Linked DNA regions of Homo sapiens: all the other regions are linked to region 2. Evidence: chromatin loops called from intact Hi-C (ENCODE). Cell type or tissue: PC-9. All regions are shown on one strand. Region 1 overlaps ANXA10 (annexin A10). Region 2 overlaps PALLD (palladin, cytoskeletal associated protein). Region 3 overlaps PALLD (palladin, cytoskeletal associated protein). Region 4 overlaps PALLD (palladin, cytoskeletal associated protein). Region 5 overlaps PALLD (palladin, cytoskeletal associated protein). Region 6 overlaps PALLD (palladin, cytoskeletal associated protein). Region 7 overlaps PALLD (palladin, cytoskeletal associated protein).

Region 1 (4,000 bases), 400 kb after region 2:
TTAAAAGTATCAGAATGAAAACACTGGCTTGTTCAGTACTGAATCATTGCTCCTTTGCCCTTCAAGGGCTAAAGGGATAAGGATATGTAGAGTTGTATATAGCTAGGAACATTAAGTCCCTCCGAATTAGCAGTTTATGATATTTGACTGACTGCCCTGCCTTCTATGACAATATGAGAGGACAGCTCAACTGATTTAAGAAACCTCTTCAAAAGTAATGCAGCCTTTTGCAATATATATTTTTCCTGAGCCTGATCATACTTCAGAATTTAGCTCTTTAAGCACAATTATAGAGAATGAATATTTTGCATGACTGCATCAATGCTTCTGGGTAAAACACATCAAAGAGGAATAAGTTCTGTCGCTGAGGTAAAGGGTTCTCTTTTTTTTTTCTTTTTCTTTTTTTGAGATGGAGTCTCACTCTGTTGCCCAGGCTGGAGTGCAGTGGCGCAATCTCAGCTCACTGCAAGCTCCGCCTCCCGGGTTCAAGCGATTCTCCTGCCTCAGCCTCCCGGGTAGCTGGGACTACAGGCGTGTGCCACCACACCTGGCTAATTTTTTGTATTTTTAGTAGAGACGGGGTTTCACCGTGTTAGCCAGGTTGGTCTGGATCTCCTGACCTCGTGATCTGCCTGCCTCAGCCTCCCAAAGTGCTGGGATTACAGGCATTAGCCACCACGCCCAGCTGAGGTAAAGGGTTTTCTAAGTTAGCACCTGCCGATGTTCTAAAGACTGTGTAGAGGAAAAAAACTAGGTTATCCCTGTCTGAATAGTTAACTTTTTAGAGTCTGCCATGAAGTTATTTGAATGAGAACTTTTATCTCAGTTTCAAAAAGGAGAAAATGTGGGTCCAAATAAATCATGTGTCGGAAACTTACTCTGATATCATGAAATAGGGATTTTCCATATCGCTCTTTGTATCGTTTCCTTATGGTCAGCAGGTCTATTTCACTTCTGGCAATGAGAATCCTGATTACAGTTTTATTATGGAAACCAAAGTCCTAAAAGATACAGAAAAGTGGGAGAAATGAGAAGACAGCATCCTAAAAGTCAGTCTGTCCCAAGTGGACACACCCCTTTTCTGTAGTCATTTTCTCTTCTTCCTGAGTTCTTCCAACACTGGCATCACTGGCCACACAGGCTGTGGTTCAGATCCTGAGTCATTTCTGTCACTTCTCCCTCTCCCTTACCGCATGCTGACAGTGAATTATTCTCTTCTATTTTCTGAATGCCTTGTGCTCTCTATTCCAGTGCCACGACCTTGACTCTGACCCTTATCATTTCACCCTGATTCTGCAATAGTTGCTCCCCCTTTCTAGCCTTGTTAACCTTCACACCGTCCCACTCACACTGCATTATAAACTGCAAATCTGATCCTGTGGTCCTTCCTGGTAAGAATTCTTCCTTGGAGGGGAAGACATTCTCAGCTCTGTCAGATGGACATTGATTTGTCTAAGACAGCAGTAACATTTTAATTTTATTTTCTTGTCATCATTGATAAATTATAAAAAATTAGAATTCTAGGTGATTCAAATATTTGCCGGTTTAAATTCAAATGCAGAAAAATACAAAATCAATGTCTGTATGCTAGCCCCAGAAATACTGCACCCTAACAAATCAGTTTCAAATTGTCTTTCCAAACAGAGTAATCGTGACATCTAGTGGCCAGAAAACAGAATCTGATTTTTGAAGACAATGTTTTGAATGTATATTACTAATAAACTTTTCATAATTTGAGGTGGTTAAAATGAATGATCTAACAAGTATTCAAACTTAAAATGTAGATCGTTCACTTTAGAGTTCACTGGAGGAGAACACAGAATATATCTTTGGTTCAGGGGTGATTAAAGCAGCTTTTTGACAAACATTTGACATTTGAGGTCTTCAGGTATCAAAAATTACATTACTTGAATATACAATCCTTCTCCGTACCTACAAACCATTTGTGAATACGCATATCTTCCTATTGCCTTATAACACATACACAGCAAAAATACAGTTTTCATGTACTATTAGAATAAGTAGCCTTGAATTTGTGCATAATTGGAATCAAGGTAATTGTAGTTATTTTCCCATAATCATTCACAAGTGAAGCTTCATACTGTTGTTGTAGTGGTTGGTTCTTTGAGAAGGAAACAATTGAAATCATCCTATAGCATTTCCAAATACACTATTTCAAATAAATGTTTAACCAAATCAACTGTTTCTCCTAGAAAATAGAATAGGAGAGAAGCAAGACTGTGAGCATTGATCTTCCTTTTGTGTTCTGGGGTTATCCAGGTTCTTCCTTTGCATAAATGAGAAAATACACTGCAGAAGATATATAATAACATACTCCTGACTATTAACATATTTTCCCAGCATGCTGGCTACTTTTAAGAAGTATATCTGTTAAATTTACCTTGAGGATAAAACTGATGATTAAAATTACTGTATTATTGGATTATTTTTAATCGTTTTCTTTGAGTTTTCAAGGCTACGACATGTATATAATTATCTCTATGAGACTTTCTTTTTCTTTTCTTTTTTCTTTTTTTTTTTTTTTTTTTTCCGAGACGGTGTCTCGCTCTGTCGCCAGGCCGGAGTGCAGTGGCGCGATCTCGGCTCACGCAAGCTCCGCCTCCAGGGTTCAGGCCATTCTCCTGCCTCAGCCTCCCGAGTAGCTGGAACTACAGATGCCTGCAACCACGCCCGGCTAATTTTTTGTATTTTTAGTAGAGACGGGGTTTTACCGTGTTAGCCAGGACAGTCTAGATCTCCTGACCTCGTGATCCACCCGCCTCGGCCTCCCAAAGTGCTGGGATTACAGGCATGAGCCACTGCGCGCGGCCGAGACTTTCTTTTTTTGTTTCATGTAGATATGGATAAGGAGTGCATTATGTGATGATGCACTTAAGTGTTTGTTTTTTAAAAAAATGAACGCTCCAGGCCGGGCGCGGTGGCTCACGCCTGTAATCCCGGCACTTTGGGAGGCCGAGGCGGGCGGATCACGAAGTCAGGAAATCGAGACCATCCTGGGTAACACAGTGAAACCCCGTCTCTACTAAAAACACAAAACAAAATTAGCCGGGTGTGGTGGCGGGTACCTGTAGTCCCAGCTACTTGGGAGGCTGAGGCAGGAGAATGGCGTGAACCCGGGAGGCAGAGCTTGCAGTGAGCCGAGATCGCGCCACTGCACTCCAGCCTGGGCAGCAGAGCAAGACTCCATCTCAAAAAAAAAAAAAAAAAAAAAAAAAAAAAATTAATGCTCCAAAGTATGTGCGACTGAATAACACACTGAAGTATGAAAAACATTCCCATTTAATTACAAAAATAGATTTAGAGTTTATGGTTTTCTAGTTATCACTTTAAATACTTTTTGAAAATAGCACAATGTTCAAAAATATCCATTGACATAATTTCGTGTATTGAAACTTCACGAACGTGGCAATTGCTTGCTGAGAGTTTGTAATATTTTGACATTTTCTGCTTAATGCCATATGTTTTGTACTTGCATAAGTCTGATGTGGGGGTCTTTGGAAACATACAAAAACATTTGAATTTACCAGTTTCTGCAGATATTAAATAATCTCTAAAGTGCACAGGGAGATACACCCCAAATATGGTTCCCTAAATTTGATACAGAAAGCAGAACATTATTTTTATCTGATATGTCTTATTTTTGGTGTCTAAACCAGTTTTTCTCACTTGGGTGTATTTTCTTTGTACATACAAGTTCAAAAATGGTAATGAACATTTAAATGATGGAAGTAAAATTAATCCTTTGAGAAAACAGACACAATTTCTGGAGAAATTTTAAAAATATATGTCTTACTTACATGAATTGCACTATATAATCTATAAGCAAAATAGGCTGGTTTGTCTCGAACACAGAGAACTAGGAGAAATCAGAGAGAGAAGAAGAAACATTGAGAGTGAAAACATATATTTTCGTCAGAATTTGAGAAACAATAACACTTTTCCTGTTACAATTCTTACATTGTATTGTAAGGTCAACACT
Region 2 (4,000 bases):
TTTAATGAATCATCTGAGTGCTGTTAGGCCAAGTGGTGACTCAGTTTTTTGGCTATTGGGGATGGCAGGAGAGTTCTCTTAACTCAGTTTTGTGGATTTCTGTATGGTGGAAAATGGGAGGAGGTGGTGAAATCCTTAGTCTTAGTAGCACTGGTTAGGGAATTGCTACAGCAGGGGAGAGGTAGAATAGGGAAAAAAGCAGCTGGCCAGGGATAACCTTAGCCATGCACAAGGCAAGCTGAGGTTTGAGAAAAAACGGAAAAGTTGGGAGATGCTGGCACAGCTGTCCTTCATAACCGCCTTCACATCCGCTCTCCCTAGCACTGAAGCCTCCCTGCGCTTTGGAGTCCCTGGCAGAGACTGGTTTGGGCAGTCTTTCCAGTGAAATCTGGTGAGCTGTCTGCTGCTTTAGCCAAGGAGTCCTGCTACTGAATGACATAAACAGTTCCCTTTCTTCAAGGGTGAAAGTATATTGGTGTGTTCTAGCAAACCAAGCAAAACGTGAAAAATATTTCAATTTTTAGGTGGCATTTGGTCAAGTGATTGCCTATGTGGTCTTCAAAGAATGTCTCCACTGGGGATTGACTATCATGATGCCAGAATTTTCCAAATCCCTAGACTCTTGAAGATCTTTCTAGCTGCTATCATTTGAAAGCTTAGCAGATTGTTGTTTATATCTACACACCCGCATTCTTCAACATCAGCACTGCAGGCATTTTGGGCTGGAGAATTCTTTGTCGTCGGGGGGTGTCCAGGGCACTGTGGGATGTTTAGCAGCTTCTCTGGCTTCTACTCTCTAGTACACCCCTCTCCCAGTGGTGACAACCGAAATGTCTCTAGGCATTGACAAATGTCTTCTGAGCAGAAGCGCAGCTCTGCAAAGAGACTGTCTAGGATACTAGACTTTTCCTTTTTACTCACTCTCTTATCGCATGGTACCCCTAGCTATGTCTCCTTGCCCTGAGGGAACGTTCGATTTTTTTTTAAGGAAATTCAGGAGAAAATATTTTTTAATTCCACAAAAGAATTAATGCAGAATTGAGAGACTGAACTGATGATGATTTGGTATATAAGGGTTTGAAAGACCTCTAATGTTTAAATTAGGCTTGTTCCATGGATGTCCAGAGTGCCCTGGAAAGCATGACCCATTTGAACCCAGGAAGCAATCAGCTCTGCCACCAGGAGCACTGGGCAGCCATATGATCAGAAACTGGGTTTACAGTTCAAACCCAGTACTGGGTTCTAATCCATACTTGCACAATGATTCAGCTTACGTTTTAGCTTGGCAGTTCTAGAAATCTCTGGCTATCTCAGTTTTACCAGTTCTAAAGTAAAGAGAGGGATTCGCTCCTCCTCTCCCTCCCACAATTCCCAAATTAGTGATCAACGACAGCAAAACGAATTGGGTCCAGCATGTAGACAGTGGTGAATTCTGGACTTTGCTGGGCAAGGGAATCTCAAGTTGAGGCTCAATTGTGAGGTGTAACAAGGTGTGTAAAAAAAAACGTTCTCTATATTCTTAAGAAGGGAGTTGCTACATAAATTTGGGGCATATCTAATTCCTAATGGTTTACCAGGAGTTTGGGAATACTGGAATCAAGGGGTGAAGAGTCTCAGCTTTTCTTTTTTGTGGGGCCGGAAGTAGTAGCTTGATAGGCACTGCTTAGAAAGCCTTTTTTTTTTTTTTTTTTTTTTTTTAGGTCTCTTGAGGACCTGGAGAAGCGATGTAGTATACTAAAGATATCTTAAAGTGCTCAAACACTCTGGCTAAATAAAAATTTCTCAAGACATTTCTTTCCAACTCGAACAAAATTACCAAAATATGAGGACATTGGTAACATTTAAACAGCAACCTTAATAGACCTATAATAGTAAACAATACGACTGTATTTGGTTTGAGGGAAAGAAGTTTATCTAGCTAATGCTATTTTCCTGACATTCTACCAATGCAAAGGACCCTGGATCCAATACTTTAATATGTCATTGTGTGGAAATCTCAGCTCTGGCCTCTTAAGAGTACTAAGAAGATTCCCCAAGCTAACTCTGACATTGTTTGGGAAACTTGGCTCCTAAGAGCAGGCGTGGGCTGCTTGGTTCCACCCTGGGCTGGGGAGCTTTTCAACTGGTATTGTGTCCACAGGCTCCCTCAGCTGGTGTCTCCGAAAACGACAGGCTGCTCCTCATACTGTCCTGAGCGCTCAGAATTAAACTGATGGGGCCAGGGGCACACTCAGTGCCTGCGCTGGGGACTGGATCCCAGGCCCCCCTCTGTTTTCTCTTCTATCTAAGAGTGCCTTCGTGCATAGACATGACAGCATTGATGAGCTGTGGGATGGCTGCAATCCCTACTTCATAAAAAGATGTGGGTCAGTAGAGAGAGGTGGGAGGAGAGGCATAAGGCTGGTTGCAAATCTCTTTTCTGTGACCTGCCAGTATAATTGAAGCTACATTGTTAGTTACACCTCATCTATGAAATGGGTTACACCTCATCTATGAAATGGGTTAATCATTTCCTCTCCTACACGGACACACACACACACACACACACACTCACACTCATATATTCTCATGGTCACACACACACACTACTCATAAGGATGTTGTGAGAATTAAACAAGATAATGGTTATAAAACCACTTGATAAACTGCAATATGTCATAAAATTTTGAAACTATTGTTTTTGTTGTACATCATGAGCAGTATGTCCTGTGTTCCTACATCTTTTAGAGACCATTCAATACATTTGGAATCTATTACCAAATAGAAATAGTTTCCAAAACAAACATATCTATCTTCTTGTCAGTTAGAATTAGTCAAATTTTTATCATAAATAACTATTATTATATAAACCAGTTATATGGGAACTGGTGTAAAATAGCCAAGAAAGGGGGGAACTCTACTAGACATTCCAAATAAATGTGTAGTTTCTTCATGTGTGTGTGCATGGGTACTTTGTTGAGGGAATATTTTGCTCACCATTGGCCTAGAATAAATGTTTGTTAAATGAATGAAAGAAAATATACATTATATAATGACTTTCCATCAAACAGTCCCCCTCAAGTTTATCCATATTCTCAGCCATGGCAGGATTTTCCATCACACATGGTCCACATTTGAATGTTCATATTCAGAAACACGGCTGGGTGAAACTAAAGTTTACTCATTTTTGGATGGCAGAAACAAACCACAGATTGAAATAGAAGACATTGTAAGCAATGTGTCTGACATACTTGGTGACTAAGATAGAAAACAATTCCTTAGATGCCTTAAAAGTGACATTTATTTTATATATCCAACTTTTCATGAAGGCAATCACACAAATTAAGATTGTTAACACATACTCTAATGAAGGATTAAGTAGAAATTTAAATGGAAAGATGACAAAATCCAAAATAACAATTTTTGGTTGAGATCCAAGAAAGATGACTTATGAACACATTTCTTTGTTTAATGCCAGACCCAGTAAAAGTACCATCTTGGTTATCTGGCATCTGTTCCATGCCTATTGGCATTCTTAACGCACACTGTAATGATACAGTGGTTCAGCAGAGGGATGCTTACACTTTGTTGAAATCTGAATATATTAATTTTAATTGCTTTAAATTAAAACTGAAGACGAGGTAAAAAAAAAAAAAACCTGATGGTCTTAGAGTACTATATAAGCTGGTGCTAGATTTTACCTGATGTCTATACATAATGATTTCCAATTATGCAAAGCCACATTGGAATGGGACAAAATAAAAGTGGGATAGGGATAGAATCTGATATTTATTTGGTTCCTTCTTTGTGTTAGACACTTTATGTGCCATTTCATTAGCTTCATATGCACCCACGCACAGAGTTTCATGCTCCTTATTTCAGAGATGAGAAATTTTGGGCTCAGAAAATTTAATTGCATGTACTAGAACTGGTAGAGAAAAAATGGAAACTATGCCTTTCTTGGTGGTGGGGAATACCACCACCTCAGTTTGGATTGGAAGGTTGGAAGAAAGAAAAGATA
Region 3 (4,000 bases), 330 kb before region 2:
TAAAAGGGGAGGGGGCTTTTTGGAGGAAAAGCAAGCTGCTGCTTTAGTGTTTGGCTTATCGTCAGGATTTTTTCCCCTTTCAAAGCTTAAATACACTAACTTTTTTTTTTTCCTGATCTATCTGTACATGTGGCAAGGTTTTTCACTTTTTTTTTTTTTTTAAGACAGTCTTGCTCCTTGCCCAGGCTGGAGTGCAGTGGGCACAATCTCAGCTTACTGCAACCTCCGCCTCCCGGGTTCAAGCAATTCTCTTGCCTCAGCCTCCTGAGTAGCTGGGATTACAGGCGCCTGCCACCATGCCTGGCTGATTTTTTTGTATTTTAGTAGAGACGGGGTTTCACCATGTTGGCCAGGCTGGTCTCGGATTCCTGACCTCAGGTGATCCACCTGCCTCGGCCTCCCAAAGTTTTAGGATTACAGGCGTGACCCACGTGCCTGGCCGATTTTTCACATTTTCTTTATCCAGGTCAGATCATCATAGTGAAATCAATAGGCAGTTTACTTTTTGTTTCCAATATTCTTTTAATGGCAGGCGTTTTAAGGACAGTTATGTGCCAGTCCAGTGAAAGACAGTACTGTTATTTCTTTCTTAAATATGATTAAAAATAGAGATAACCAGTATGGTAAGTGTGTATATACCCATCATTTAGTCACTCTCTTATTTTTTATATTTAAAAATAAATTCCAGATTTTATATACCATTACCCCCATATAGCTCAGTATGCATTTCTAAAAACAAGACTTTTCCATAATCACAATTCCATTTTACACGTAAAATTAATAATTCTTTGGTATAATCTAATTATCTATTTAAAATAAAATTTCCCTGGTTAACTCAAAACGTTATTTTACAAGTGGTCTGTATGAATTTTTTTAAGTGTTTTTTAATTGATAAAAATTGTATGTAATTCTGCACATTATTTTGAAATATGTATGTGTTGTGGAATACCTAAACTGAGCTGATTAACATATGTATGACTTCATTTTTTTTTGTAGTAAGAACACTTAAAACCTACTCTTAGCAATTTTCAAGTATATAGTACATCGTTATTAACTATAGTCACCATGTTGTACAACAGATCTCTTGAACTTATTCTTCCTGTCTGAAATTTTATATGCTTTGACTAACATTTCCCCAACTTTCCCTCTCCCCGTCTAGCCCGTGGTAATCACCATTCTATTCTCTACTATGAGTTCAACTTTTTTATATTGCACATATAAGTAAGATCCTGTAGTATTTATCTTTCTGTGCCTGGCCTATTTCACTTAACATTATGTCCTCCAGGTTCATCCATGTTGTCACAATGACAGGATTATAATTTTCCACTGTGTGTGTATGTATGTATATATATATATATCTCATATTTTCTTTATTCATTCATCTGTTGACACTTAGGCTGATCCCGTATCCTGGCTATTATGAATAGTGCTGCAATGAACATGGGAATGCAGATATTGCTACTGATTTCATTTTCTTTTCTTTTTTTTTTTTTGTGGGGGAGACGGGGAGTCTTGTTCTGTTGCCCAGGTTGGAATGCAGTGATGCAACCTCTGCCTCCCAGGTTCAAGTGATTCCCCTGCCTCAGCCCCCTGAGTAGCTGGGACTACAGATGCATGCCACCACACCTGGCTAATTTTAGCATTTTTAGTAGAGATGGGGTTTCACCATGTTGGTCAGGCTGGTCTCAAACTCCTGACCTCGTGATCCGCCCGCCTCAGCCTCCCAAAGTGCTGGGATTACAGGCGTGTGCCACTGTGCCCAGCCTCTGATTTCATTTTCCTCGGATATATAAGCACTAGTAGAATTAACTGGATCATATGGTAGCTGTACTGTATAATTCTTAATTATAGACCAAAAATGAATACACACTCATATATATATAAAATATATACAGACTGAAACACAATTTGTGTATTTATACTGTAAAAAATAAATAATGATCCTAAGAAATAAAATATTTTTGTTATATTTATTCTTTTTATACATTTCTATAATCCCAGATTTACTTTCTGAAGAAACAATGCCCAAATCCTCTAAGCAGCCTATATTTGTGTTCTCATATTCCATACAGAACCAGCAGAGGGAGCCCAAATAACTTTTTAAAACCTTATCCATATTTAAGAGTTAAACTAAATTTAAGATCAGTAAACAGGGGGCAAAAAAGAAATCAAACAAAAAATTTTAGAGCAGTGTTTCTTAAATATTTTTTCCCTAAACTCCTTTGAGAAATGGATGAACGTTATCTTACACACATAATTTTGTAGGTAATTTCAGAGTTCAAACACCTAATGAAGCCTGCCTACCCAAGGACCTTGGGTTAAAAAGCCTTGCTGTAGGCCGGGTGTGGTGGCTCATGCCTGTAATCCCAGCACTTTGGAAGGCCGAGGAGGGCGGATCACGAGGTCAGGAGTTTGAGACCAGCCTGGCCAATATGGTGAAACCCCGTCTGTACTAAAGATACAAAAAATTAACTGGGCGTGGTGGTGCGTGCCTGTACTTCCAGCTACTCAGGAGGCAGAGGCAGGAGAATCACTTGAACCTGGGAGGTGGAAGCTGCAGTGAGCTGAGATCACACCACTGCACTCCAGCCTGGGCAACAGAGGGAGACTCCGTCTCAAAAAAAAAAAAAAAAACCCCAAAAAAACAAAAAGCCCTGCTGCAAAACAGATGAAAGAAAGATGTCCCTCTAACTTATCTTAGAATTAGAAAATGGGGGCGGGGCACTGTGGCTCACACCTGTAATCCCAGCACTTTGGGAGGCTGAGGTGGGCGGATCATGAAGTCAGGAGTTTGAGACCAGCCTGACCAACATGGTGAAACCCCATCTCTACTAAAAATACAAAAATTAGCTGGGCCTGGTGGCACATGCCTGTAATCGCAGCTACTCAGGAGGCTGAGGCAGGAGACCCAGGAGGCAGAGGTTGCAGCGAGCCGAGATTGCACCACTGCACTCCAGCCTGGTGACAGAGTGAGACTCTGTCTCAAAAAAAAAAAAAAAGAATTAGAAAATGGGAGGAATAAAAGTCAGAGTAGATATATGGATACAAAATTTGTATGAAAAAAGAATGAAGACATGGTAGATTTATCATATTTATTATTTCAACATTTAAAGGGATAAATAAAACCTCCTGATGACTTTCTAGAGTAATGTCATGTAGGGTTCTGAGTAAAGAACATATTTAATTTAGATTTAAAGAATCATAGTAAACAATATATAAATATCCGACGTATTTCACTTTTTCCCCCCCTTAAGCTAGAATCATTTCATTTTTTGAGACAGGGTCTTGCTCTGTCACCCAGGCTGGAATTCAGTGGCTCGATCATAGCTCACATAGCTTCAGCTCCTAGGCTCAAGCAGTCCTTCCAACTCAGCCTCCCAAGTAGATGGGACTATAGGCACACGCCACCACGCCTGGCTAACTTTTGTATTTTTGGTAGAGATGGGTTTCTCCATATTACCCAGGCTGGTCTTGAACTCCTGGGATCAAGCGATCTGCCCGGCTTTGGACTCTAAAGTGCTGGGATTATAGGTGTGAGCCACTGTGCCCAGCTCTCATTTTATACTTTATGTAATTTCCCCAAAAGGAACTATAGAGAAATGGCAAGTGAGGGAGAAGTGGGGCAATAGGATATGCAAGCAATAACAAAATCTTACTTTGCAGTCCATTCTGCAGAGTTTTCCTTCTTGAACAGTCAGATCTCCAGGAGCCTGCAAGAAGTGAGGTCTGAAGAATCGCTCCTGAATTGGTTCATTTTCGTCTCCACTGTCCCTTGATCTAGAACGAGGCCTTGAAACAAGAAAGATGACAGATAGATAGAAATATAGATAGTAGTTACTTCCAGACTTTTAGTCATCTGTTTTCTTAAAATACATGGGGTAATAATATGATTTCCTTATCTGATCCCTACAGCTAAGATTTACACATTAAAAAATCAGAAAAGCAAACTCTTGTTTAGTTTGGAAGTTTACTATAAATTTAATTGTCTGCCAATTGCAGG
Region 4 (4,000 bases), 71 kb after region 2:
AAGATATTTGGAATATGAATTCCAAGCGTAGATTTTTAAAGGTGGCAATTCCACTATCTCCATTTCTGGAGGCTTTCAGTAAGCTATGCATAACTTCTAACTCCACAGTGACAGTGGCTAAGTCTTCTCATTAACAACTGCAGCATGGGATCAAGAATCATAAGAGCTGAGTTATACTCCAGTCTCCATGACTAATGAATGATTTTTGTATTACTAGGCACATCATTTCACAGTTTTTGATCCCAGTCTCCTTACATTTAAATGGTTTAAAACATACAGTTGATAAAATATTTTTAAAGGTATAAATACCTTTAAAATAAATAAATAATACCTTTAAAAATAAATAAATACCTTTAAAAATATAAGGCCTCCTTTTTATAATACCGGAGGTAATTTTGAACTAAAATTCTTCACAAATTTTTTACTAACTCACAAAGTCAAGAGTGGAGAGAACAGGGAAGGTGAGTGATGTCAGGGAACAGGTCTTTATGCTGTTTGGAAGGAGTATATGAGAATATGGGACATTTGAGCATAAGCAGAGAAAAAATGAATTCTGACTTGATTTCATTTAATGTAGTAATTCAAATTGTTAATATAATTTGCATATCATGTGAATACTACCTCAATTGTATATAACGTCCTTTTTTATGCATAGGGTTTTCTTCTATCAGCTCTTCTTTCTCTTGTTGAGATTTTGTTGGATATGCAATAATAAAGGAGGAAAACATATTTTCAGTCCTGTTTGTAGTCATAAGTGGTGTTCACACAGTGTGAGAGGGTGAAGTGACTGCATGTGAAGTACAAATGCCTTGCCTTGAAGTGACTGGCCTGGTTTTACCCTGTTGTTTCTGTTACTTCTTCCCTGAGTGGGGGCTTCTTTATCCACATTTGTAAGGTTCATCATGCCAGCTTTCAAAAGCAAACAATCTCTGTTGTTTAATCTAAGCTCCAGCCAGCTGCTTAGTAGCCCAGGCATGTTAACCTAGCAATTGGTTTCCCTAATCTGGACCCAGTTGAGTCACTAAGATTCTGCTCTGTTCTTTTGTCTTTCTGGAGCTATGGTCCTAACTTTCACTTGCTTAAACTCTTGCAAGGTAAAGGTTTCTCCCCCGTGTTCCAGCTCCTGTATCTTGATCCTACTGTCTGCTGCCATGTTTTCCTGTGACGCATTCCCTATAAGTCAGCCTGGACCTTTCCATTGGCCAACCGCCAAGCTTCTTGGCACCATACCTCACTTACCTCCCAGTACAGCTGCCAACTACCCAACACTGAGGAGCGTCTCTGCTCTCACCAACCAGTGTCTCTTGGGCTTCTGCTTATGGCTTGCTTTAGATTCTCCTGACATCTCCTTGCCTCTCCACACGTCTGTCAACTGCTTCTGTGACCTCAGGAAATGGCCTGCCAATCAATAGGTCTGCCTAAGCTCCAGGTCCTAGGTCCTCTGGACTGACACAGTCTGAGTCAGGTTCTAAAATGCCCCATTGCAGGAAATCTTTAATAAAGGTTTTCTTCCTGATAGAAAATTTCCTTCAAAGATTTTCTCTTATGACTGTCATATGTCTCATGTGGTCAAAAGAGCTCAATGTTCTTAGGCGTCTGGTGCACTTACAAATACATGACAAGGAGGATCAAGATCTTTGGAACAGAAATTTAAAAAATCCAATGAGCATCTATGCTCTCCCTCTCAAACAAAAACAGCCTCCAAACCCAAAAAACTCTATAGGATACAAACATGACCAGCTAACTTTCAACAATGGAACATTTTATGAGACTTAATTATTCTAGAAGGGCATAATTTGTCAAGTTTGGACTTTCATAGACTGCAGAATAAGAGAAAACTAGTTAATAATACTGCAGATACTAACTAAATTAAATTTTAGTTCTGCTACCCCCAAAGAGGCAGAAGTGTGAATTTGATGACCCCTAGAATCACCAAATGGTTAAGTGAATTTTAATACAGTAATTATGGTCTGTTCACCTGAATTAATCCTTCAATGCTAAATGGACTGCTTTCTGTCATTTTTTAAAGGTTGTAGTATACTTCAAGGGTTATTTTGGAAGTAAATGTAGGTGGAACCATATGTAGTTTGAAAACCTGTGGAACTGTTTTGAGTGACATGAGAATGAATGTCTAATGAAAATTATTTATTTGCAAGATTGATAGGTTAAAAAATCTAAATAGAATCTGAAACATTCATTTCTGTCAAAGGTAAAATGTAAGAAACAAATTCTTCATGTATATAAATCTGTATAAATAATCTACATAAATAACATATAAATGCAGAATTTAGAACGACATATTTAATTAAATGAACACATGAAAAAGTTTTTTACTGCCCCCTGCTGTCAGTTTCTTAAAGAATTATAGTAAAATTACTGTAAAGCTGACTCAAAGTGAATTAGTTGAACAAATTGGTCGGGGGAAAAAAATCGCCCACCTGTAATCACACCACTTTTCAGCCAGTAATGCTAATTTTTACTTCATGTGTGTGCACAATGAGGTCAGATTAAGAAACCAACACTAGCAAAGCTTGTGTTAGTGAGCAAAGGATCAGAGATACAGGGAAGTTTGTGATCTGTGAAATGCTATTAGTAAGAAAGTACCAGTGTTTCAATTCAATCTTTAGCCAGTGATGTCTACTTTACCATTTTTTTCCAAATCAAATAATTTTCAGTTAACTTTTTTTTTTTCTTTTTTTGAGACAGAGTCTCGCTCTGTCACCCAGGCTGGAGTGGAGTACAGTGATATGATCTTGGCTCACTGCAACCTCTGCCTCCCAGGTTCAAGTGATTCTTGTGCCTCAGCCTCTTGAGTAGCTGGAATTACAGGCACTCGCCTCCATGCCTGGCTAATTTTTTGTATTTTTAGTAGAGAGGGGGTTTCACCATGTTGGCCAGGCTTGTCTCGAACTCCTGGCCTTAGGTGATCTACCCACCTCAATCTCCCAAAGTGCTGGAATTACAGGCATGAGCCACTGTGCCTGGCCCTTGAGTTAACTTTTTAAATATTTATGTAATTTAGGTAAAGCATTCTGCATGAATAAAAGCAAAACTTCCCAGATAAATGAATATTCATTATTTGTGTAGTATAATCCTGACTTGTTATTTTCATTTTGCCATATAAAATTAAGAAATGAGAAATAATAAAGATAATAGGTAACACTACTGCAGCAGTTACTAGCTGCAAGGTACTGCTTTAATTTTCCCCATGTATTATTTAATCATAAAACAGAATGATGTAGGTATCATTATACTTCCCATTTCACAGATGAAGAAACTGAGTCACAGAGGGGTAGAGTAACTTGGGCAATGGAATCATGACTGGAAACCCTGCAGGGGGACTCCAGGATCTCTTTCCCCTTAACATTTTTGCTCAGGGGAAGGTATAAACTCTACAATGAAGTCAGAAGAATGTATAGAAATTCTAATGAACATGGTGGTATGAGTGCCTATTAACTCTAAGTGCATACTCCCTTCACTGTTATTTCTTGCTGTCTCCATGCTCTAGTGGCCAGAGCCTGTGTAGGAATAACGGGCAGACCTGCGGAGCTCCTGACTTGATTTATCTTTCTTTCTTAGGAAAGTTCTGCCTTCCTTCTTTGCATCACATTGAAGGGGTGTGTGTGTGTTTATGTTACTGAATATGTGCCTATTTAGTCCATGCCTGAGACTAGATTATCCATTTGGGGGATAATTTTTGTTTGGTTTTTGTTTCTTGTATATGAGAATCTTTTTTTTTTTTCTTTCCAACTTTTACATTCGGGGATACGTGTGCAGGTTTGTTACATGGGTAAATTACATGTTGCAGGGCTTTGGCATACAGATTATTTTGTCACCCAGGTAATGAGATTAGTACCTGATAGGTAGTTTTTTGATCCTCAGGCTTCTCCTACTCTCCCCCCTCAAGTAGGCCTCGGTGTTTATTGTTCCCTTTAATGCGTTATTGGGGGCTAATCTGAAGGTTGGCCTCTACACACTCGTGCCTTTCACTTCTAGATAG
Region 5 (4,000 bases), 250 kb before region 2:
TCTCCTATATCCATTGATCTAAACAGACATGGGGAAAATCAAATTAACTCAAACCTCTTATCTAAATCAAAGTCTGCCAAGTCTGAAGGGGGAAAAAAATTGTTTTGGGGGGATGTGAAAAAAAAAATAGCAAGAAAGATGCTGTCTTTCTAGAAGCAACCCAAACCCAAATCCCTGGACAATTCTCTGGCTATCTTTTCCTTAGGTAGTGGGAGTTAAGGAGACAGTCCTGACAGGAGCCTGCATAACACAAATCAAGAAATTATCCTCACAGCCAAGGCTGGTGACACCATTCCTTAACCTGGCGGAGGGGAGCTTTTCAAGGCTTATGAACCAGGATCATATTATTCCATGTCTCTGAAGCTTGGGTCGGTCCCTCTGTCCTTTTCTCGTGCTAGTTTCTCTGTGATTACGCATTAAAATGTAGAGCCAGTCATCTCTGGCTCCTAGAGACTCCCAGGTTGATGAATGCACACCCGTCCTGGAATTTCGCCTGAAGACCAGTAACGGGACTCGGTGTGCCCGGGCCTGTTCGGGGCACGCAGCGCAAGACCCGGCTCCGCAGGGTGGGAAGATGCCCGAGCCCAGGGAGACCCGACCGAGACGCCCCCTCTCCTGCCCAGCGCGCCCCCTTCCGTCCCCAGCAAGAGAGCAAAGGTCCCAAGCCTCAATCCGGGCTCAAGCGACCAAACCCCTTTCTAGAGTCTGGACCACTCACCATTCGGGACAGAGCTGCCCCCAAAAGTTAAAATGAGACAAACGGGCGGGAAGCCCCCAGCCCCGGGGCGGGGCCGGCCTAGAGCCCTGCGCTCCAGCTTTGGGAGCTCACCCAGGCCCGGGGAGGGCCAGCCTGGCTGCTCACGGGACCCTCCCTTGTTGGCCCGGCCGTGGCCGGGAACCCACGCGTGGCCGGTGCGCGCTGCCAGTGCTGCAGCTGAGGTTCGGGTTCGGCCCGCGCCCGGCGTGAACAAAGCGGCTGCCAAGGCCTGGGACTGAGGGGACTGAGCCGCCGGCTCCACGCCGCCCCCAGGCCCAGAAGAAACACCGACTGCGGGCCGGGCACAGCACCCGGCCGGGGAAAGGACGCCCCGAGTTACGCGCAAACTTCCTTTGAATGGCGCCCAGGTGGGGTGAACCATCCCAAAGAAAGGAGGATGGGCTTGGGAAGGGAGGGCTCGGCTCAGGTCGGGGGGACCCCTCCGTCCCCACCCTCTCCCCGCCAGCTGCCAGGGAATGATGTCATCGCCTCTCCCGGCCCTCACCCCTGTCTCTGCCAGCCCCGCTTTCTCTGCTCTCCCACCCCAGGTCTGACCCCTCAGGGAGCGTGGCCAAGATTAAGAGAGGGGCGGGGGGCCGTGGGGGTGCGAGGTGTTCAGAGAAGAGTTAGGAGAGCGGGAGGGATCGTCCGTGGCAGCAGAGCATCTTCTCCCGTCTGGGCCCTGCCAAGATGATGCAGACATTCCTATCTGGAGCTCCGCTTTCAGGGATCTGTGCTCCCGCGGGCCGGGGGAGGGAGAGGGCTCGGGAAGGAACCGGCCGGGTGGAAAGTGCGCTGACGAGTCTCTTGTCCTCCCCGCCCCCACCCTGTCCCGAGCCCTGCACTCCCGACTCGCGGCCCACCCTGCACGCTGCACTCCCTTTAATTCACACATTTCTTCCACCAGCCTCAGGGCCGATTCCCCGCGCCTACCTCGGCTCTCCGGGCCGCCTCCCGCTGCTGCCCGATTCCGCGTCCGGAGCGAGCGGGAGCTGCAGCGGGCTCCGCGGACCGGGCGCGGGGCAGGTATCGGGCTTTATACCTCGCCCGCCGGGTGACTCAGGAGGCTCCGAGCCTTCACCCGCCGCCCTTCAAAATAAGAGTCCGGCGGCGCGGCGGGCGGGAGAGAGGAGGCGTGGCTCGCAGCTCTGGGACGCGGCCCCCAGGTTAGGGAGGCTTCCCCGCACCCACTCGTAACCTTGTCCCGCCCTTTGCATCTTTCTGGTCGCAGGCCCCTTCCTGGGGCAGCCAAGCTACAAATCGGGCTTTCCTGGAACGATCGAGAAGTGCTAATAACGGGAAAGAATTTAAGTTTTTTAGGCCCATAGATATGTTGTCGGCTTGTTAGGATGATTCTCCTCCGGTGTTTGTGTTTTTTTCCTTTACAGACTAAAGAGTGTCCAATAAACGCGACTCCAGGGCAGCGTTTTAGGGGAAAGCAATAAAAACTCACGGTAGAATGGAAGCTGCCCTGAAGGAATGGAACTGCGAGACTGGGGCTGGGACTGGGGCTGTGGGGAGGGAAAGCACATACAGTGTAAAAACGATTGTGTGACATTAAATCGAAAAGCACAAATCATCATGCAGTATATTTCTTTTCTAAGAAGAGGAAGGATAATTTTTAGATTTCCATTAATTAGTTTACTGGGTTCTGTGTAATAAAAAGCTAAATTCAGGAGCCCTTAGGGTGAGAAGAGTAAAGCATTTGATCTAGCAACATCTGAGGAACCCGGTCCCTATCCTATCCTGTGATCCTCTTAGCTCATAAACTACTGGAGGCCCTGAGTCACTTATTTTAACGCTCATCTACACAGGAACTTCTGTAGAAGTGTTTTCAAAGAGGAACTGGACTCATTCGTTCCAGAATTAATATTCTATGCAAAATTTGTGACAGATTGTGGGCTTAGCCCTAAATCCAGATCACCAACTTTTCTTTCACCAGATCAGCTAAGGACACCCCTGGCTCTGTGTATAATCCTCCAGTAGCTGGGTTGGCACACCATGTCACAACAATTTCTGTCTTCTTTCTCCTTCCAGAGTGTGCTCCTTGGCCACTGGGACCAAATCTTTCACACACAATAAGCTGTTAACAAAATGAATGCATGAATGAATGAATGAATGAATGGTAATATCTACCATTTACTGAACTTACTGTTGTGCCAGGCTGTTTCGGTAACGTGGTCACTCAGTAACTGCCAATAAATGCTAACTAGTTTTGAATAGCCAGTAGACCACTTGTTTAAAGGGTTTAGTACTGTAACTGTATCCTGCCGTCATTACTGATATCTAACACTAGCATTGCTAGGTTCACTGTCTTCAGCCAGGTAGTCTATTCCTCTCTCGGAAATATCTTTATTGACTTTTAAATGAATAACGATGTCTGTAAAATATTAAAAACCAAATATTGTTCTTTAAACAATAAACCAAAATTGAATGTCCCTGTGATTTTACTCCCAGAGATAAATTGTTAGCTGCCTAAAATATAGTCCTCCAGGCTTTTGGATGTGTATTTAAACACACACTTAAAATAGCTTAGATAATTGTTTCCATACAATTTTGTAACTTTTTTTTTTTTGAGACAGGGTCTCACTCTGTTGCCCAGGCTGAAGTGCAGTGGTGCAGTCATGGCTTACTGCAGTTTTGACCTCCCAGGCTCAAGTGATCCTCCCACCTCAGCCTCCTGAGTAACTAGGGCTACAGGCACGTGCCATCATACCCAGCTAATTTAAAACATTTTTTTTTGTTCAAGACAACGTCTCGCTATGTTGTCCAGGCTGGTCTCAAACTCCTGATCTCAAGTGATCCTCCCACCTCGGCCTCCCAGGCGTGACCACCGCACTCAGCCTATAACTTTTTTTTTTTTTTTTTTTTTTGAGACAAAGTCTCACTCTGTCACCCAAGCTGGAGTGCAGTGGCGTGATCTCGGCTCACTGCAACCTCCACCTCCTGGGTTCAAGCGATTCTCCTGCCTCAGCCTCCCAAGTAGCTGGGATAACAGGCGCCTGCCACCACACCCAGCTAATTTTTGTAGTTTTTGTAGAGATGGGGTTTCACCATGTTGGCCAAGCTGCTCTTGAACTCCTGACCTCAAGTGATCCGCCTGCCTTGGCCTCCCAAAGTGCTGGGATTATAGGCATGACCCACTGCACCTGGCCTGTAACCTATTTTTTTTAACCTAATAATATACTGACCATAGTCATCTTTCTGGGGATAATACAAAGCATTATCATCTCTTGCATTTTT
Region 6 (4,000 bases), 180 kb before region 2:
ATTATGAGTGTTCCTCTAGATTTTCCTGCTCTCCTTGAGATTTCTGAGTCACCACAGAGGGAGACCCAATGTGATGTCTGGCCAAGTTTTGCAGGGTTAGCATTCTCAAGAAAAGCAGACTTAAAAGGTTTCCTTTCAGAGTTCCCTAAGCTCCTCAGACAGTCTGGAGCAGAAACTGTCCTGGGACCCATGATAGAGCAGAGAAGAATTGTAGCAGGCAGGGGGAGTTCAAAAGGGTAACGCCAGCCCACGGTTGAGTTCTAGGCAACGGCTTTGAGACCAGCCCGGCCCCATCTGTCACAGACCAAGGCAGAGACACAGAGTTCCCAGACTCTGCTCTCCATCTCAACCTTTCAAGCTTTGCACCTTCAGAGATTCAAGCCTGAAATTCCCAATCCTTTCTCCTCTCTCTAAAGACGAGACCTTATACAGATGAGGCAAAGTTTTCCACGTCACTGTGAGGACAGTTCTAACGGATAGCTCCAGGGCAGGCATGTGCACAGATATACTCTTCCAGGATTGTGTGCGTGGAAATCTGATTTATAGAAGCCAGGAGAACAGCTTATTTTTAATATTTGACTGGGATACAATGAATGTTCTTCACTGGAAAAGTCATCTATACACACTCAAATAAAACACATACCGGCTGGGTGGTGGCTCATGCCTGTAATCCCAGTACTTTGGGAGGCCGACGGGGGCGGATCACGAGGTCAGATGGAGACCATCCCAGCCAAATGGTGAAATCCCGTCTCTACTAAAATACAAAAAATTAGCTGGGCATGGTGGTGTGTGCCTGTAGCCCCAGCTACTCAGGAGGCTGTGGCATGCGAATTGCTTGAACCCAGGAGGCGGAGGTTGCAGTGAGCTGAGATGGCATCACTGCCAGCCAAATGGTGAAATCCCATCTCTACTAAAATGCAAAAAATTAGCTGGGCATGGTGGTGTGTGCCTGTAGCCCCAGCTACTCAGGAGGCTGTGGCATGGGAATTGCTTGAACCCAGGAGGCGGAGGTTGCAGTGAGCCGAGATGGCATCACTGCACTCCAGCCTGGTGACAGAGCAAGACTCCATCTCAAAAAAACAAAAGAAAAAACATACCATTCAAATTAGCTGCCATGGCCAGATTTATTTATTTTTTATGTTAGTCTATGCTCTCCAAAAATAAATTGGGTCTATGTGACACATGCTGAATAAAAACAATTTTAATAAATAGATCATATGCATATAGTCATGCATGTAGTATATAAATGTAAGAAACTTTTCTGAAACGAATTGCCCTGAACCTACTAAATAGAACATATCTTTGTTTCTTCCCTCTATCCTTCATCTTGACCTTTATTCCACCGTCTGATCATCCATGTCTTAAAACAAAGTGTTCCAGGTTCAGGGTAATTAATGTGAACATTCAAAGAAGAGCACTCACAGGTAGAGCGGATGTTTTAGCTTTTCCTTTTTTGACACGGCTTTTATATGCTACAGTTTGGACAATAGACTAAAGTTTGCCCAATGATATTGTGGCTCCCAGGGTAGGACTTGATTGTGGTCAGGTGCATCCAATTAATTACAATCTCATGTGTTATAAAAGAGTAGTATCAAAGATCAACAGAAATATAGATAAAAGAACCGGGGATTCCAGTGGAATGCGGATGGGAGAGGAAGTCGGGTAAACTTCACGGAAGAGGTAACATTTGAACTACGTCTTGAAGGATGAACAGGAGGTTTTCCAAAAGGTCAAATGAGGGAGATGAGGGAAGATTCTAGGAGCTTACAGGGAGTATGGAAGTCTGAACCATGGTGGGTATGGATAACAGCTGGGCAATGGTGGAGACAAGGCTGGAAAGATGGGCTGGTGTAGGGGTGAAAGCCAGGCTTGGACTGAGGTCTTCCACTGAGGGTAAGAGGAATGATATAAGATCAGAGGCTGGGCACGGTGGCTCATGCCTGTAATCCCAGCACTTTGGGCGGCCGAGGCAGGTGGATTACCTGAGGTTGGGAGTTTGAGACCAGCCTAACCAACATAGAGAAACCCCATCTCTACTAAAAATACAAAATTAGCCAGGTGTGGTGGTACATCCCCGTAATCCCAGCTACTTGGGAGGCTGAGGCAGGAGAATCGCTTGAACCCGGGAGGCGGAGGTTGTGGTGAGCTGAGATCGCGCCACTGCAGGCCAGCCTGGGCAACAAGAGCGAAACTCTGTCTCGGAAAAAAAAAAAAAAAAAAAATCAGAGACAGGGAGTAAATAAACCTCAGTATGTAAGGAAAACCATGAATGCTGACATTGTTATTAAAAATAATTTACTGGTATTAGCCTAAGTTAACAATGTTATCTCTGGATACTGCAATTTGGGCAGCTATTGTTCAGCTTTCTACATTACTATGCATATATATTAATTGTATAGTGAAAAGGGGGAAATCATTCTATGTGTTTGTCCAGAACAGGGGAGAAGTGGCTGGAGAGCAGGTCATGTGTAAGGGCCTGGTGGCTGTACCCAACCACAGGCACAGTCTGTGGCATGAGATGACGATGGAGGCTGAAATAACTAACGCAAAGGCAAACTTAAGTGAAAAGCAGCACAGGGTCTAGATGAAAGGCAGAGATAGTTGTGGAGGGTTGGGTTGTTACAGTCCCAGTACTTCCTGGGCTCTTATTTGGCCGGTTGTGAAATGTTGCATCCAATTCTAGGGACCATAATTTAAAGAGTTGAGTCTGTCTGGAAGAGGACTGTCAGGAGGAGGAAGATTTCTGAAAGCCAAGTCATAAAAGGAAGATTTACAGTATCTTGAGATGTTTATACTAAAGAAGAGATAACTTACAGGGTCATTGCAGCCATCTTTAAATACTTGATGAGCTGCCACACCAATGAGATAAGACCCATCCTCTACATTTCTCAAAATTAGAACTAACACCAATAGCTGGCAGTTACAGGAGGCCAGTTTTGGCTAGACGTAGAAAAACAACTTTAAATGACCATGTTATTGCTAGAATGACTGAGATCATATCCAACAGCTTCATAGTTGATAAGTGACTCATTCTAAGGCGCAGTGACTTCTCCCGAAGGTCGTTCAGCTGGTCAGTGGAAGAACAAGCACTGAACCAATTCCCATGCCTCCCAATCCTATACTCTTTCCCCCGCATTATGCTGTCTTGCAGCCACTACAGATGCCCATCATGGCTTGGCCTTCTCAGGAAACAGGCTCTCCGTCTCTGCATGTGTCCATTCACAGGCTGGACAACCGCCTGCCTTGGGTGCTCCCAGGGAATGTCTGTGATGGGCAGAATGTTGGAATGGACAGTCCCTAAGACTGCTTTCAAGTCCATGACACTACCATTTGAGTTTTGGGAATTGACCTGAAAATGTGGGTTCTTTCAGGTAGAGCTCTAGTATTCACTAAAGAGAAGTCTAGGAACTTATTATTTTTTAAGTGAAAGCAAGTTTATTAAGAAAGTAAAGGAGTAAAAGAATGGCTATTCCATAGGCAGAGCTGCCCAGAAGTCTAGGAACTTAGGAGCAATGTAGCAAACTAGGCATACAAAAAAGGTGGAAAAAACTTCTCAGTACCCTTTTCCAGTTTCTTAAGAACCTATTGTGGTTACTATTGGTATTATTGCGTTGATATTATCACTCCCACACCTCACATTTGGCAGGATTCAGGGGTGTGTTGGGTGGGGAAGAAAATCTTCCTGCTTGGGTCCTTACTCTGCCAACCAGAAACTGTGAAATCCCTACAGAAAGGGACTAAGTCCATATGGGTGTGCCCAGAGCCATGGCAGAAAGCCACCTGGACATGGTCACAGAATAGATTATAATAACATTCAAAGCATTTTCATTCATTTTGGCCTATGCCAAGAAAGACACACCCTCTTCTCTTCCTCCCAACCCCTACCCACCACACTTAACAAAATCCACACCCCCATGAGTAATTCAGCCATTTATTTGGCCCACAATCAGAGGTAAAGGGCTGAATTGCTGACCTCACTAGTACATATCCAGATCCTGAA
Region 7 (4,000 bases), 300 kb before region 2:
CAACATTATTTAAGTGAGATGGCAAAGACCCCCCCACATCCTAAAGGATGGTCCTTGATCACAAAGGCTAATAACCAAGTTGGGGAATAAGTTAAGGAGCAAACCATGTGGTACCAATTCTAGATGCAATGGGAATAAAAAAGAAACAGAAAACAGTGCTGGCTAGAATGACTGCAGAAGACTCCATGAAAGAGGCAAGTTATAAGCCCTTGAAAGATGACAAGGATGTAGACAAGTAGAGTGGAGAAGAAGAAGAAATTCAGAGTCAGCGTGAATAAAGAAACAGACGTGATAACCTGTTTTTTTGTTTGTTTGTTTTGTTTTAACCACTTAAAAGCTGTGTGGTTTGGGCTAGTGACCTAATGACCATATGTCTCAGTTTCCTCCTTTGTAAAATGTGGGTATTAACAGCTCGTATCTGATGCGATCACTGGGTAAACTACATGAACTAATGTGTACTAAACACTTAGAACAGCGCCTGGTGTAGTAAGAGTGGATCTGAAGTGGCAAACAGAAAATATTCAGCATGGAAGTAAGTCACAGAGACAAGATTGGCTGAGATAAACAGAATGGAAGAGGGGAAGGAGTTTAAAAAGATGCCAAGAATTCTTGACCAGAATTTACAAGAATGTGCAAATAACCCTTACTGATTGCCTTCTCAGTGTTCAACTCTGTTCTAGGTGCTAGAAATACAATGTTGAACTAGGTCACAATAGTTAGAAAAATTGTATTTTTATGGTGGATATGGCAGAAAGAGATAAGAGAAAAGAATGGAAGGCAAGACATATCAGGAGGTGGTAAACGCAATGAAAGGACAGAAGTATGAGCAGATGACTGTATCAGACAGTGTGGTCCATCAGACTTCTGAGGAGGTGACTCTACAGTGGTGGCCTAAACCATAGGAAGTGGCTGGCTATGTGAGACCTACAGGGAGAGCTTGGCAGTGCAGAGGTCCTGTGACCAGAACCAGCCTGGCAGGGCCAACGGATGGGCACTGTGAACCCTGAGGAAAGAGGTATGGAATACAGTTTTCTCACACTTATTCTAATATGGAACCTCTTCTCTTTTTCAGAGCATCTCACTGGACTAACGTAATTCAGAAACACTTTACGAAATTAAAAGTTGAGGACAGGGTTTAGGGGTAGCATGCAAGGTGAGAGTTAGAAATAAAAGTGGAGTATTTTGAAAGGGGAGGCATGAGGAAAGAAAAGCAGTTATAAGTTTTGAGGCAAAAATTTGGCAACTGAGTTTGTTTTCCTATAAAACTAATGCTATGTTAGAGTTTAATGTAAGATGGTTGTAGTTCTGCTCCCTGAAGTGGCACCTTCTTTTGATAAATGAAGAGTAGCAACTCATTAGGAAATAAAAAGAGTGGTGACAAAGACATGATCTCCTTTTTTTTTTTGATGGTTTGCACAATTAAAAAAAAATAAAATAGTATTCAAAGTTAGTAGTTACCAAAACCAGAACTCTTCACAAAAATCCATACTCAGAGGCAAACCTTAACCAATAAACAATTTGTAACAGGCCTCCTGCACTAAATACTTCATTGTATACACACTCAGCCCAACTGTACAAAAAACATTACTGATCTGTTTACTCTGGCTTTAACAGTAAGTCATTTGTCATTTAAAAACAATATTCATGTGGTTGGGATAAAAACATCTCAAACATATACACAAGCATCTGGAAGGTAAAATTTTCCAGATTCAATCACCACCAAATCCCAAGAGGTCTCTTTTTTTGGCTACTGAATAATCTTGAAAGCATCCTTCCCTTGATATGCTATTGCAGGTCAATTCTGTGAGCAGATTTCAGAAACTCAAATTTCCAGAGCACAATATTGATTAAAGAGATAAGGTACCAGAATCAACCAGAGAATTTAACTATTACAAGTCCTCTTATTCTACTCTTCTCACATTCAGTGAAATCTGATGGTAACTAAATTCCACAAAATTTCAGAGTGAGCAAACTCATTAACATGTTGGCATTTAAATATCACTTATATTCAAGAATGTAATGTATTAATATATAAAAGAGCCCAAGATATACAAACTGAGCTTTTGTATATCAATTCTGTTTTCCTTTTACTGAATTTTACGGTAAAGCAAAGGCTGTTAAAGTACAAAAAATGGGTAACTTAAGCTCATATTTAAAGGAAAATAGATAACTTTATTGTAATATCAAATTCTCCTCATATTATATTTTGGGTTCTTTAAAAAAGAAAATGACAAAGGCACGTGGGTTACTTTTTTTTTTTTTTTTGAGACAGAGTTTTGCTCTGTCACCAGGCTGGAATGCAATGGCGCAATCTCAGCTCACTGCAACCTCACCCACTGTGTTCAAGCGATTCCCCTGCCTCAGCCCTCCCAAGTAGCTGGGACTACAGGTGCACACCACCATGCCCGGCTAATTTTTTGTATTTTAGTAGAGATGGTGTTTCACCATGTTGGCCAGGATGATCTCGATCTCCTGACCTCGTGATCCACTGGCTTCGGGTTACTTCTGTTCATTCATTCTGTACAACTTGGTACACAGCCGTACAGGTCTGATTTTGAGCTGCCCCAGGGGCAGAGACATTTCAACAGAATAACCCAGTCGCAGCAGATCCTGGAGGCCTTGCCTACTAATTTGTTGGTAAATACTTGTCCAGGATTGGATACAACTTGATAAGATACTGGACCCTAATGAGCCCAGTAATAACACCTCCAACCCCTTCAGGTCAGAGAATGAAAAGCCCCCCACTATCTGTTTCCTGAAAAATAGGAGAAAGATAGGTAGATGAGATGTCTGCAAAGTACATTGCGGCTTGTATCTGTTGGATTCTTTTTCACTGGTTACTATCTAACCACAGTCTTGACTTGAAAACTGGTGAAAATGCCCTGTGTCATGAATCTTAAAGTACAGTTAAATTTGTTACAAAGTTTTCCTTGACTCGGGGATTCTGATTTGCTGCTTCTACAACAGCTTTCTTTAATCAAGAAATGTTAGACATTAGAGTTATTTGAGATGAACCTAAGTCACGCTATGCTCTCCTTGCTCAGGCATTTCTTCCAGAACCCTGGGAAATCCCGTCACCTCTTGAGTAACGATGATAGTGTCCCCACCTACCCGTTTCCTATGAGGGAGAAAGAGAGCGACAATGAGATAATGTCCATAAGGAGCTGTGGGCCTATATAATAAAAGCTGTCATTAATACATCTGTATAAAAGCTCTTATTGACACATGCTCTTCTTTGTGACAAACATGGGGCAACATTTCAAACCAAAGCCCTGCTTATATAAAAGAGGTAGTTAAGAGCATACAACATTGTGGCACTGTGGCTATGTGGCACTCCCTTATGAGCACAGATTCCAAGAATGTGAAGATGGCAAAAGAAACAGTGCCAGTCTGGTTCCAGGGATGGGTCTGATCTGATTCACCCTTCAGACTTAGTATGGCCACTCAGAGACCAGCAGAGCAGAACTGCCACACTATGCCTGTCGGCACTGCCAAATCTTCTGGGTTTCTTCTGTGTCTTAGGGCTGATTTACTATGTGGAGAAACATGGTTACAGCAATGGAGGCTGTAACACCAACTTACCAGCAATAGTGAGGGGAATAGAATACATTAATTTTATAAAAGTGCAAACAGATTTCTCTCTAAGGCATGCTCTCCTTACTGCCTCCATCTAAAAGAGTTTGTCAACTTAATATTTGTATCTGTTGACAGCTTTGTGCAGGGCAATATTTTGCCAGTGACCCCAGTAAATTTGGGGAAGATGTAGCATAAAGGAAGAAAGGCATTTGAGGAACTGTATGTATAGAAGTTCCCCAGACCGCAGTCAACCTCTCTCCGGCTCACAGAACAGCATGCAGTTGGTTGACTGCGGTCTGGGGAACTTCTATACATACAGTTCCTCAAATGCCTTTCTTCCCCAGATTTACTGTCTTTTGCCTCGGCTTTGTGGTTTATCACTGACATCCATGACCTTTGTTCCCTGCTTTGACCTCTGCTACCC

Evidence for each region. A loop is a pair of places that touch in the nucleus more often than their neighbours do. Peaks named below come from ENCODE experiments on the same cell type or tissue, not always from the same donor. Only the 100,000 strongest peaks of a DNase experiment are listed, where the experiment ranks them.
Region 1: it touches region 2 in a loop (5-fold over the local background); 11 of 110 quality-filtered maps call a loop at or near these places.
Region 3: a loop joins it to region 2, with 19 times the contacts of the local background. A loop is called at or near these places in 59 of 110 quality-filtered maps.
Region 4: it touches region 2 in a loop (11-fold over the local background); 10 of 110 quality-filtered maps call a loop at or near these places.
Region 5: it touches region 2 in a loop (7-fold over the local background); 15 of 110 quality-filtered maps call a loop at or near these places.
Region 6: a loop joins it to region 2, with 3 times the contacts of the local background. A loop is called at or near these places in 3 of 110 quality-filtered maps.
Region 7: it touches region 2 in a loop (3-fold over the local background); 5 of 110 quality-filtered maps call a loop at or near these places.

Annotation. Positions count from the first base shown.
Region 1 is chr4:168,181,560-168,185,559 of GRCh38, reverse strand. ANXA10 (annexin A10) reads right to left here. Exons shown (of 12, transcript NM_007193.5): 10 at 3,819-3,877; 11 at 879-1,001. The region is part of intron 2 of LOC105377524 (a long non-coding RNA gene); the gene reads left to right. Among named protein-coding and RNA genes, the nearest start is that of ANXA10, 91 kb to the right of the region's middle. In PC-9, a CTCF peak has its summit at 1,645 (motif pointing left); no DNase peak of the experiment used is centred here.
Region 2 is chr4:168,583,852-168,587,851 of GRCh38, reverse strand. All of the region lies in intron 2 of PALLD (palladin, cytoskeletal associated protein), which reads right to left. All of the region lies in intron 1 of LOC124900807 (a long non-coding RNA gene), which reads left to right. Among named protein-coding and RNA genes, the nearest start is that of PALLD-AS1, 63 kb to the left of the region's middle. In PC-9, a CTCF peak has its summit at 2,156; a DNase peak (open chromatin) is centred at 371; H3K4me3 peaks cover 555 bases; H3K27ac peaks cover 2,695 bases.
Region 3 is chr4:168,915,684-168,919,683 of GRCh38, reverse strand. PALLD (palladin, cytoskeletal associated protein) reads right to left here. Exons shown (of 22, transcript NM_001166108.2): 17 at 3,657-3,789. It also overlaps a transcript of CBR4 not described here. Among named protein-coding and RNA genes, the nearest start is that of CBR4, 93 kb to the left of the region's middle. In PC-9, a CTCF peak has its summit at 2,119 (motif pointing right); no DNase peak of the experiment used is centred here.
Region 4 is chr4:168,512,810-168,516,809 of GRCh38, reverse strand. The region is part of intron 2 of PALLD (palladin, cytoskeletal associated protein); the gene reads right to left. All of the region lies in intron 1 of LOC107986198 (a long non-coding RNA gene), which reads left to right. Among named protein-coding and RNA genes, the nearest start is that of PALLD, 18 kb to the right of the region's middle. In PC-9, a CTCF peak has its summit at 2,349 (motif pointing left); no DNase peak of the experiment used is centred here.
Region 5 is chr4:168,829,862-168,833,861 of GRCh38, reverse strand. All of the region lies in intron 10 of PALLD (palladin, cytoskeletal associated protein), which reads right to left. LOC124900809 (a long non-coding RNA gene) reads left to right here. Exons shown (of 2, transcript XR_007058361.1): 1 at 1-1,125; 2 at 2,146-2,336. Among named protein-coding and RNA genes, the nearest start is that of CBR4, 180 kb to the left of the region's middle. RefSeq lists an enhancer at 1,319-2,179. In PC-9, no CTCF peak of the experiment used is centred here; a DNase peak (open chromatin) is centred at 1,861; H3K4me3 peaks cover 2,283 bases; H3K27ac peaks cover 491 bases.
Region 6 is chr4:168,765,765-168,769,764 of GRCh38, reverse strand. The region is part of intron 10 of PALLD (palladin, cytoskeletal associated protein); the gene reads right to left. Among named protein-coding and RNA genes, the nearest start is that of PALLD-AS1, 120 kb to the right of the region's middle. In PC-9, no CTCF peak of the experiment used is centred here; no DNase peak of the experiment used is centred here.
Region 7 is chr4:168,881,354-168,885,353 of GRCh38, reverse strand. The region is part of intron 10 of PALLD (palladin, cytoskeletal associated protein); the gene reads right to left. Among named protein-coding and RNA genes, the nearest start is that of CBR4, 130 kb to the left of the region's middle. RefSeq lists an enhancer at 3,918-4,000. In PC-9, no CTCF peak of the experiment used is centred here; a DNase peak (open chromatin) is centred at 2,293.